Linked DNA regions of Homo sapiens: region 1 is linked to region 2. A link is a loop called in an ENCODE intact Hi-C map of the cell type or tissue named here. Cell type or tissue: PC-9. All regions are shown on one strand. Region 1 holds the start of LINC03088 (long intergenic non-protein coding RNA 3088). Region 2 has its middle 13 kb from the start of LINC02457.

Evidence for each region. Hi-C counts contacts between places; a loop is a spot of excess contacts. Peaks named below come from ENCODE experiments on the same cell type or tissue, not always from the same donor. Only the 100,000 strongest peaks of a DNase experiment are listed, where the experiment ranks them.
Region 1: a loop joins it to region 2, with 4 times the contacts of the local background. A loop is called at or near these places in 1 of 110 quality-filtered maps.

What each region holds. Positions count from the first base shown.
Region 1 is chr12:116,658,408-116,662,407 of GRCh38, forward strand. LINC03088 (long intergenic non-protein coding RNA 3088) reads left to right here and starts at 3,137. Exons shown (of 2, transcript XR_007063473.1): 1 at 3,137-3,839. It overlaps LOC124903028 (a long non-coding RNA gene), which reads right to left. Exons shown (of 3, transcript XR_007063474.1): 1 at 3,733-4,000; 2 at 3,277-3,539; 3 at 1-335. RefSeq lists an enhancer at 122-625. In PC-9, no CTCF peak of the experiment used is centred here; a DNase peak (open chromatin) is centred at 1,514; H3K4me3 peaks cover 410 bases.
Region 2 is chr12:116,500,896-116,504,895 of GRCh38, forward strand. No RefSeq gene overlaps it. Among named protein-coding and RNA genes, the nearest start is that of LINC02457, 13 kb to the right of the region's middle. In PC-9, no CTCF peak of the experiment used is centred here; a DNase peak (open chromatin) is centred at 2,436; H3K27ac peaks cover 2,179 bases.

The sequences.
Region 1 (4,000 bases), 160 kb after region 2:
CTCACCTTCTGCAGGCGAGGAGCGCATGAGAGTCGGGCTGGGTGAAACCGGGGCTCCATCTGCCTGCGTGCTTTCTGGGGATGTCTGAAGGTAACTTTGTGCTGGCGCCCCTTGCCAGGAAGCTGAGAAGCCTTCTGCAGCGCCACCCGGCTCCCATCCCCTCTCCGCGGAATAAGCTGGTACCAAAGCCAGCCCCTGGTGCCGCTCAACCAGATGGCAGGGGAAGCAAAACAAAAGTGACCTTGTTAGCAGAATGTGTCTTCCCCGGGAGAAGCTATTTTTGTTGTGGTTGTGAACTGAAGTCGTCTCAGCTGAATTCTCCTTCCCTGCGAGGGCTGTGGAATGTTAATTTGTTCCAAAGTTCAGTATTTTGATTAGAACCAGGAGTGCCAGATTTTGTCAGAAACATTTTGGAATGGGGTAGGCTCACACACACTCTCTCTCTCTTTCTCTCTCACTCTCTCTCTTGGCCGCTGTACAAAGTAAATGTTGTTGCAGCAGCTGCCCTGGGGGAACAGCCCATTGCAAATCGGAGCCGGGGGTGAACCGGCTCCTCCCTGTTGCCGTGACCTTATTGCCATAGAGGCACCCAGACTAGGGACAAAAGTGGAGACACCCTTTCAATTGGAGAGAACAAAGAGCCCAGCACAGAACCTGGAACGGAGGGGTCCTCAGGAAACACGTGTGAGCTGAAAAAAAGAATGAAGCCAGGCGCGGTGGCTCACGCCTGTAAACCCAGCACTTTGGGAGGCCAAGGCAGGTGGATCACAAGGTCAGGAGTTCAAGACCAGCCTGGCCAAGATGGTGAGACCTCGTCTCTACTAAAAATACAAAATTAGCCGGGCCTGGTGGCGGGCGCTTGTAATCCCAGCTATTTGGGAGGCTGAGGCAGAGAATTGCTTGAACCCGGGAGGCAGAGGTTGCAGTAAGCCGAGATTGCACCATTTCACTCCAGCCTGGGTGGCAGAGCAAGACTCCATCTCAAAAAAAAAAAAAAAAAAAAAAAAGAAAGAAAAGAATGAACTTCCCCCAAGATGTAGCGCTCAGAGTTTCTGCAACCCAGAGGTCATGTCCAAAGGGAATTATCAGAGTTCTAGATTCTGAGAACTCTATTTCTCTTTTTTCTTTTCTTTTTTAACATTGTAATTTACTTTTTTTTTTTTTTTTTTTTAGGGACAGGGTCTCCCTGTATCACCCAGGCTTGAGCGCAGTGGCATGCTCACAGCTCACTGCAGCCTCAAACTCCTGGGCTCCAGTGATCCTCCGTCCTCAGCCTCCTGAGTAAAGGGGACTACAGGCATGCATCGCCATGCCTGGCTAAATTTTTTTATTTTTTGTAGAAATGAGGTCTTGCTCTGTTGTCCTGGCTGATCTCAAACTCCTGGCCTCAAACAATCCTCCTGCTTTGACCTCCTTTGGATTACAGGTGTGAGCCATGGCACCCAGCCTGGTTCTCTTTTTCTGACCGCTTCTCTCTCTCAATGAGTTATTAAGCCAAGTCATGCATGACTATTTTCTGAATCACAAAACGAACACAGATAAGATGAAAGTGCCTCTGATCTCTACTCCAATCCTAGCCCTCTGGTCCTTCTCAGAGGTAATCAGATGCCAATGCCACACCACAGCCTCACCAGAGCTTGATAACATCAAACCTATCATTTGTTGTCGGTCTGGTGGGTGAAAAGTGTTTTTTGTTGTCTTCTTTTGTAGCATAGTATAGTAGTTAGGAGTATGGAATTTGAATGCGGGTTGCCTGGGGTCTAATCCTGGCCCTGGAGTAGCCAGAGGAGGAGCAACTGTGTGGACAACTGAACCTGGCTGAAAGTCAGCTTCGCGGTGTCTGGACCAGGAATGATGGCAGAAGTTATGTTCCAGGGTGGTCGTGAGGATCGCTGCATGAACTAGAGCGTGCTAAGTGCTCAGAGCAGGCTGGCCGGCACAAGCGTTCTGCAGGGGTTTGTTTTTATCATTGCCGCTATCATTTCCCCAATCACTTAGGACTCTGGGCACCCCCACCCCCCACCTTCACTTTCAGTTCAGTGTTGACAGTTTCCCACGTTTCCCAGTCTCCCAGCACTAAGGCTGGGAAATAACCGGGAAGCAGTGAATTCCTGGTTCTGTTTCTGCCTCTTACAGTGAGAGGTGACAGCGTACTGGCAGCCCTGCAGCCCTTGCTCGCTCTCGGCGCCTCCTCGGCCTTGGCGCCCACTTTGGCCGCACTTGAGGAGCCCTTCAGCCCGCCGCTGCACTGTAGGAGCCCCTTTCTGGGCTGGCCAAGGCCGGAGCCGGCTCCCTCAGCTTGCAGGGAGGTGTGGAGGGAGAGACGCAGGTGGGAACCTGGGCTGCGCGCGGTGCTTGCGGGCCAGCGCGAGTTCCGGGTGGGCGCGGGCTCGGCAGTCCCCGCACTCGGAGCCGCCGGCCAGCCTGCAAGCCCCGGGCAGTGAGGGGCTTAGCACCTGGGCCAGCAGCTGCTGTGTTCGACTACTCGCCATGCCTTAGCTGCCTCCCCGCGGGGCAGGGCTCGGGACCTGCAGCCCGCCATGCCTGAGCCTCCCCTCCCGGCCGTGGGCTCCTGCGCAGCCCGAGCCTCCCCGACGAGCGCTGCCCCCTGCTCCACGGGGCCCAGTCCCATCGACCACCCAAGGGCTGAGGAGTGTGGGCACACGGCGCAGGACTGGCAAGCAGCTCCACCTGCGGCCCAGTACGGGATCCACTGGGTGAAGCCAACTGGGCTCCTGAGTCTGGTGGGGACTTGGAGAACCTTTATGTCTAGCTAAGGGATTGTAAATACACCAATCGGCACTCTGTATCCAGCTCAAGGTTTGTAAACACAACAGTCAGCACTCTGTGTCTAGCTCAGGGTTTGTGAATGCACCAATCGACACTCTGTATCTAGTTACTCTGGTGGGGACTTGGAGAACCTTTGTGTCCACACTCTGTATCTAGCTAATCTAGTGGGGACGTGAACTTTTGCGTCTAGCTCAGGGATTGTAAACGCACCAATCAGCACCCTGTCAAAACGGACCAATCAGCTCTCTGTAAAACAGACCAATTGGCTCTCTGTAAAGTGGACCAGTCAGCAGGATGTGGGTAGGGCCAGACAAGAGAATAAAAGCAGGCTGCCGGAGCTGGCAGTAGCAATTGGCTGGGGTGTTTTTCCGCTCTGTGGGAGATTTGTTCTTTCGCTTTTTGGGTCCACGCTGCGTTTGTGAGCTGTAACACCGTGAAGGTCTGCAGCTTCACTCCTGAAGTCAGGCGAGAAGACTACGAACCCACCTGGAGGAACGAACAACTCCAGACTCGCCGCATTAAGAGCGGTAACACCGCGAAGGTCTGCAGCTTCACTCCTGAGCCAGCGAGATCACGAACCCACCGGAAGGCTGTAACATATCTGAACATCAGAAGGAACAAACTCCGGACAGGCCGCCTTCAGGAACTGTAACACTCACCGCGAGGGTCCGTAGCTTCATTCTTGAAGTCAGTGAGACCAAGAGCCCACCAATTCCGGACACAACAGGACACACTGCGGCTTCTCCTGGCTTTTTCAAAGTTCAGCCCAAGAGGAAGAGAGACCTAATTAATACCCAGGAGATGGTGGTGTTTATTTTTTCCAGCTGGGACAACTAAGGCCCCGAGAGGAGAAAGGGACTATCCGGGGTACAGAGGCCACTGAGTCAGAGCTAGGACCAACATATCACCAGCTCTCCCTCTTCAGCGCAGACCCCAACTCACCAGCGGTGGCTTCCTGAAGAGCTGGGTTAAGGAGGATTCTGAGGTGCAGCAGAGCTCGCTAAGAGGCTGACGGGTAAGGGGTGCTGCGCTGTGAGCACAGGAGCCAGGTGGGTGTTGCCTGCCATCCCCTCTACCTCTCCCTCTTCTCTCTGCCACCTCGGTTTTTCTCCATCCTTTCACTCACCCCCGACCCGCCATTGTTTCACCTGCCTGGAAATGGCACCCTTCGTTGAGAGTAAGGATAGGGCCTCTGCTGTGCCCAGGCCAC
Region 2 (4,000 bases):
CATGGCAAAACCCTATCTTTACCAAAAATACAAAAATTAGCCAGATGTGGTGTTGGGTGCCTGTACTCCCAGCCGTTTAGGAGGCTGAGGCAGGAGGATTGCTTGAACCCAGGAAGCAGAGGTCGCAGTGAGCCAAGATCGCACCACTGCACTCCAGCCTAGGTGACAGAGTGAGACCATGTCTCAAAAAAAACAAAAACAAAAACAAAAATCATAAGTAATAACTGTTCAGTAAGTGATTGTTCTTTTTAAAAATCATGGTGTATGCCAGGCAAGATGGCACATAACTATTGTCCCAGCTACTCAGGAGGCTGAGGCAGAAATATAGCTTGAGCTCAAGACTTTGAGTTTAGCCTGGGCAATATAGAGGGACTGTCTCTTAATAAATAAAAGGTATAAAATACCTCATAAAATTTACATTTTAACCATTTTAAGTGTATAGTTCAAGTGGTTTTTCATACATTCAAATTGTTGTGTCCATAAGTATTTTTATCAATACTGCTATATTATGTCACAAGTCTTTTTTTGTTTGTTTGTTTTTCAAAAGAGGGTCTCACTTTTTCACCCAAGCTGGAGTGCAGTAGCATGATCATAGCTCACTGCAGCCTCAAACTCCTGGGATCAAGTGATCCTCCTGTTTCAGCCTCCCAAGTAGCCAGGAATACAGGTGTTCACCACCATGCCCAGCTAATTTTATTTTTTTGTAATTTTTTGTAGAGATGGGTTCTTGCTATGTTGCCCAGGCTTGTCTTGAACTCCTTGCTTCAAACCATCCTCCCACCTCAGCCTCCCAAAGGGCTGGGATTACAGGCTTGAGCCACCACACCCAGCTAATTTTATTTTTTGTATTTTTTTTTTTTTTGGTAGAGAATGGGTCTTGCTATATTGCCCAGGCTGGTTCTGAACTCCTTGCTTCAAACCATCCTCCCACCTCAGCTTCCCAAATTGTTGTGATTACAGGTGTGAGCCACCATGCCTGGCCTGTGTCAAATGTCTTAATAGTGTGGATTTTGCTAGAGACAGGACATGCTATTCTGAACCGGTCATGGACTTGCCTAGGTCTCTGCTTTCTCTAGTTCATTTCATCCTCTCAAGAATCCTGGGAGGTTTTCTCATTTCCATTTCTATTGGAGAGCTCTAACGATGTGCCCGAGGGCACTTGGCAGCAAGTGGCAGAGCTGAGACCAGCCCCCAGACCCACGGATCTGTCCACTACCTATCAATAACCACTTGCTGAATTGTGATGAACCCAGTCTGACCAAATCGCTTCTCTGAGGTTCTGACTTTGACACTGGGAGGGGCGTAGCTAAAATGAGAAAAGAGGCAGCCCCATTCCAGGACAGGTGAATGACATGGGAGCTCTGGCATCCTCAGCCCAGACAGCAGCACAGGGCAGGGGCTGAGAGAGCCTTGTCGAGCTGCTGATGTCTTTATGCAGCCAGGACTGACTCCACGGTAGCAGGCCCAGCATGCATCACCCCTGTGACAAATGATAAAGATCTCATTCGGCATACGAGATCCACTTGAGGAACTGAATGGAGACAATTGAAAAGCGCTCCACACCGGCCACTGAAGCTGAAGCCCGCAGAGCCGGATGATGTAAGGTCTTCTGTGTGGATTTGCTGATTCTGGAGATTTTAACTATTTGGGCTTTATTAGTCTCTGGGCCTCCTCGTGGGGAACTGAAGTGCTGGAACTCGGGGAAGACCTGACTTGTCAAGTCCATAGTATCAGAGCATTCAGACAGGCTGAGTGTCTGATTTCGGCCAATCAAGTTTCATTTTGAAGACTAACTATGATGGATTACGATGGCTTTCTAATTCCTCACTGCCTCCCTGGGAAACTTTTTTTTTTTTTTTTTTTTTTTTTGAGATGGACTTTCACTCTGTCCCCGAAGCTGGAGTGCGGTGGCACGATCTTGGCTCACTGCAACCTCTGCAGTTCAAGCGATTGTCCTGCCTCAGCCTCCCCAGTCACTGGGATTACAGGCATGCACCACCACGCTTGGATAATTCTTGTATTTTTGGTAGAGATGGGATTTTGCCATGTTGGCCAGGCTGGTCTCGAACTCCTGACCTTAGATGATCCACCCGCCTCAGCCTCCCAGAATGCTGGGATTGTAGGCGTGAGCCACCACGCCTCCTGGGAAACTCCTAAAGGGGCCCCTCTTCCGTATTTCCTTGTCCACAGGAACAAATATTTGCCCTTGCAATTAGATCCCTCCTACTGCCACCATTGCTGTATTTCAGCAATTCATGAGAGCCTGACAAATGCTAGTTAACCAGCTTACTGCAGTACAACTGACCCCTTGAGCGTGTGAGTGAATGTGACAAGTGGCTGGTGACATGCTCAAGTCACTCATTTGTGTCGCCAAGTTTAGCCATTTGACTGTGTGCTTCTAAGTTAAAGAGTGTCACCTCAGGTGATTCCAGTTCAAAGCGCCTTGGGAAACAATCATGAAATTAGCTGATAAATGTGATAGTCATGGTGTACACAGGGCGTGGGACGCTGGATAAAACCTAAAGAGACCTGACCCACTGCCCTCTAGGTGCTTAGCCTCTGACCACACCAAGCTAGCGACATTCCAATCTCTCATAAAAAGCATTTCAAAATGAAAGAGACTGGGCAAATAAATCGTGGTACATGCACGGAATGCGATGGCCTTCAGGCATTGAAAAGAAAGAAGTACGTTTCCCATACTACGGGGATTTGCTCACCTAACTTCCCACCTGTACACTTCTTTTTTTTTTTTTTTTTTTGAGACAGAGTCTCACTCTGTTGCCCAGGCTGGAGTGCACTGAATGGATCTCAGCTCACTGCAGCCTCCACCTCCTGGGCTCAAGCGACTCTCCTGCCTCAGCCTCCCAAGTAGCTGGGATTACAGGCACACGCCACCAAGGCCAACTAATTTTTATATTTTTAGTAGAGACGGGGTTTCACCATGTTGACCAGGCTGATCTTGAACTCCTGACCTCAAGTGATCTGCCCGCCTGGACCTCCCAAAATGCTGGGATTACAGGCGTGAGCCACCTCGCCCAGCCCCACCTGTATACTTTTGCATATGCTGTTCCCTCCATCTGAACACTTTTCCATCTGTCTCAATCCCCAAGAACATGCATTTGGCATACAGTAGATGTTTAACAGATGAGCCAGCTCTCACAGCTTTTCCCTCCTCAGGGGTTCACAAAGCAGGCCAGTTATCCTATGCCCAAGGGATGGGTCTGTGGTTTATGGGGTCAGCTGGGAGTAGGAAGAGAGATTGATCTGGGCATATTTGAAAGAAGAGATCCGCAGTGTATAGTTAAGTGAAAAAAGTAGGTTACAAGCAGTGTATATCTTATGACCCACTTTTTGGTAAAAAGAAAATCCCTTATTTACATGTTTGTTTATGCATAAAAACGTCTGGCAGGGTCCACACCACATTAACGTTGATTACCTCTAGGGATGGTGGAGTTGAAGCATGAAGAGAGAAACTTTTGGCTTTCTATTTTCTACTTTCTAAAGTGTTTTTTTTCTTATTTTTAACAATGGGCATTGTATTAATTTTGTAATTAAAAATCTAATAAAGATTTTTTAATGTGCTTGGGGGAATAGAATAGCTATACTTCCAAAATATTTGCAGTTGGACTTTGTTGCAGATGTACCAAGCTGCTCTGTTAGTTATCATGTTGGGTGTGTGTATTTTATTTTATTCTTTTAAGAGATGAGGTCTTGCTCTGTTGCCCAGGCTGGAATGCAGTGGAGTGATCATAGCTCACTGCAGCCTTGACCTCCTGGGGTCAAGCAATCCTCCCGCCTCAGCCTGCCGACTAGCTGGGACTATAGGGACACACCACCACGCTTGGCAATTTTAACCATACCTGGCCATTTTAACCTTGTCCAGCTAATTTTTTTTTTTAATGTAGTGGCAGGGTCTGTGTTTTATTCTTTCGACCAGACTGTGGACTCCACAAGGGCAGGAACTGGGTCTAATGACGATATCAATAACACTAGCCCCAAC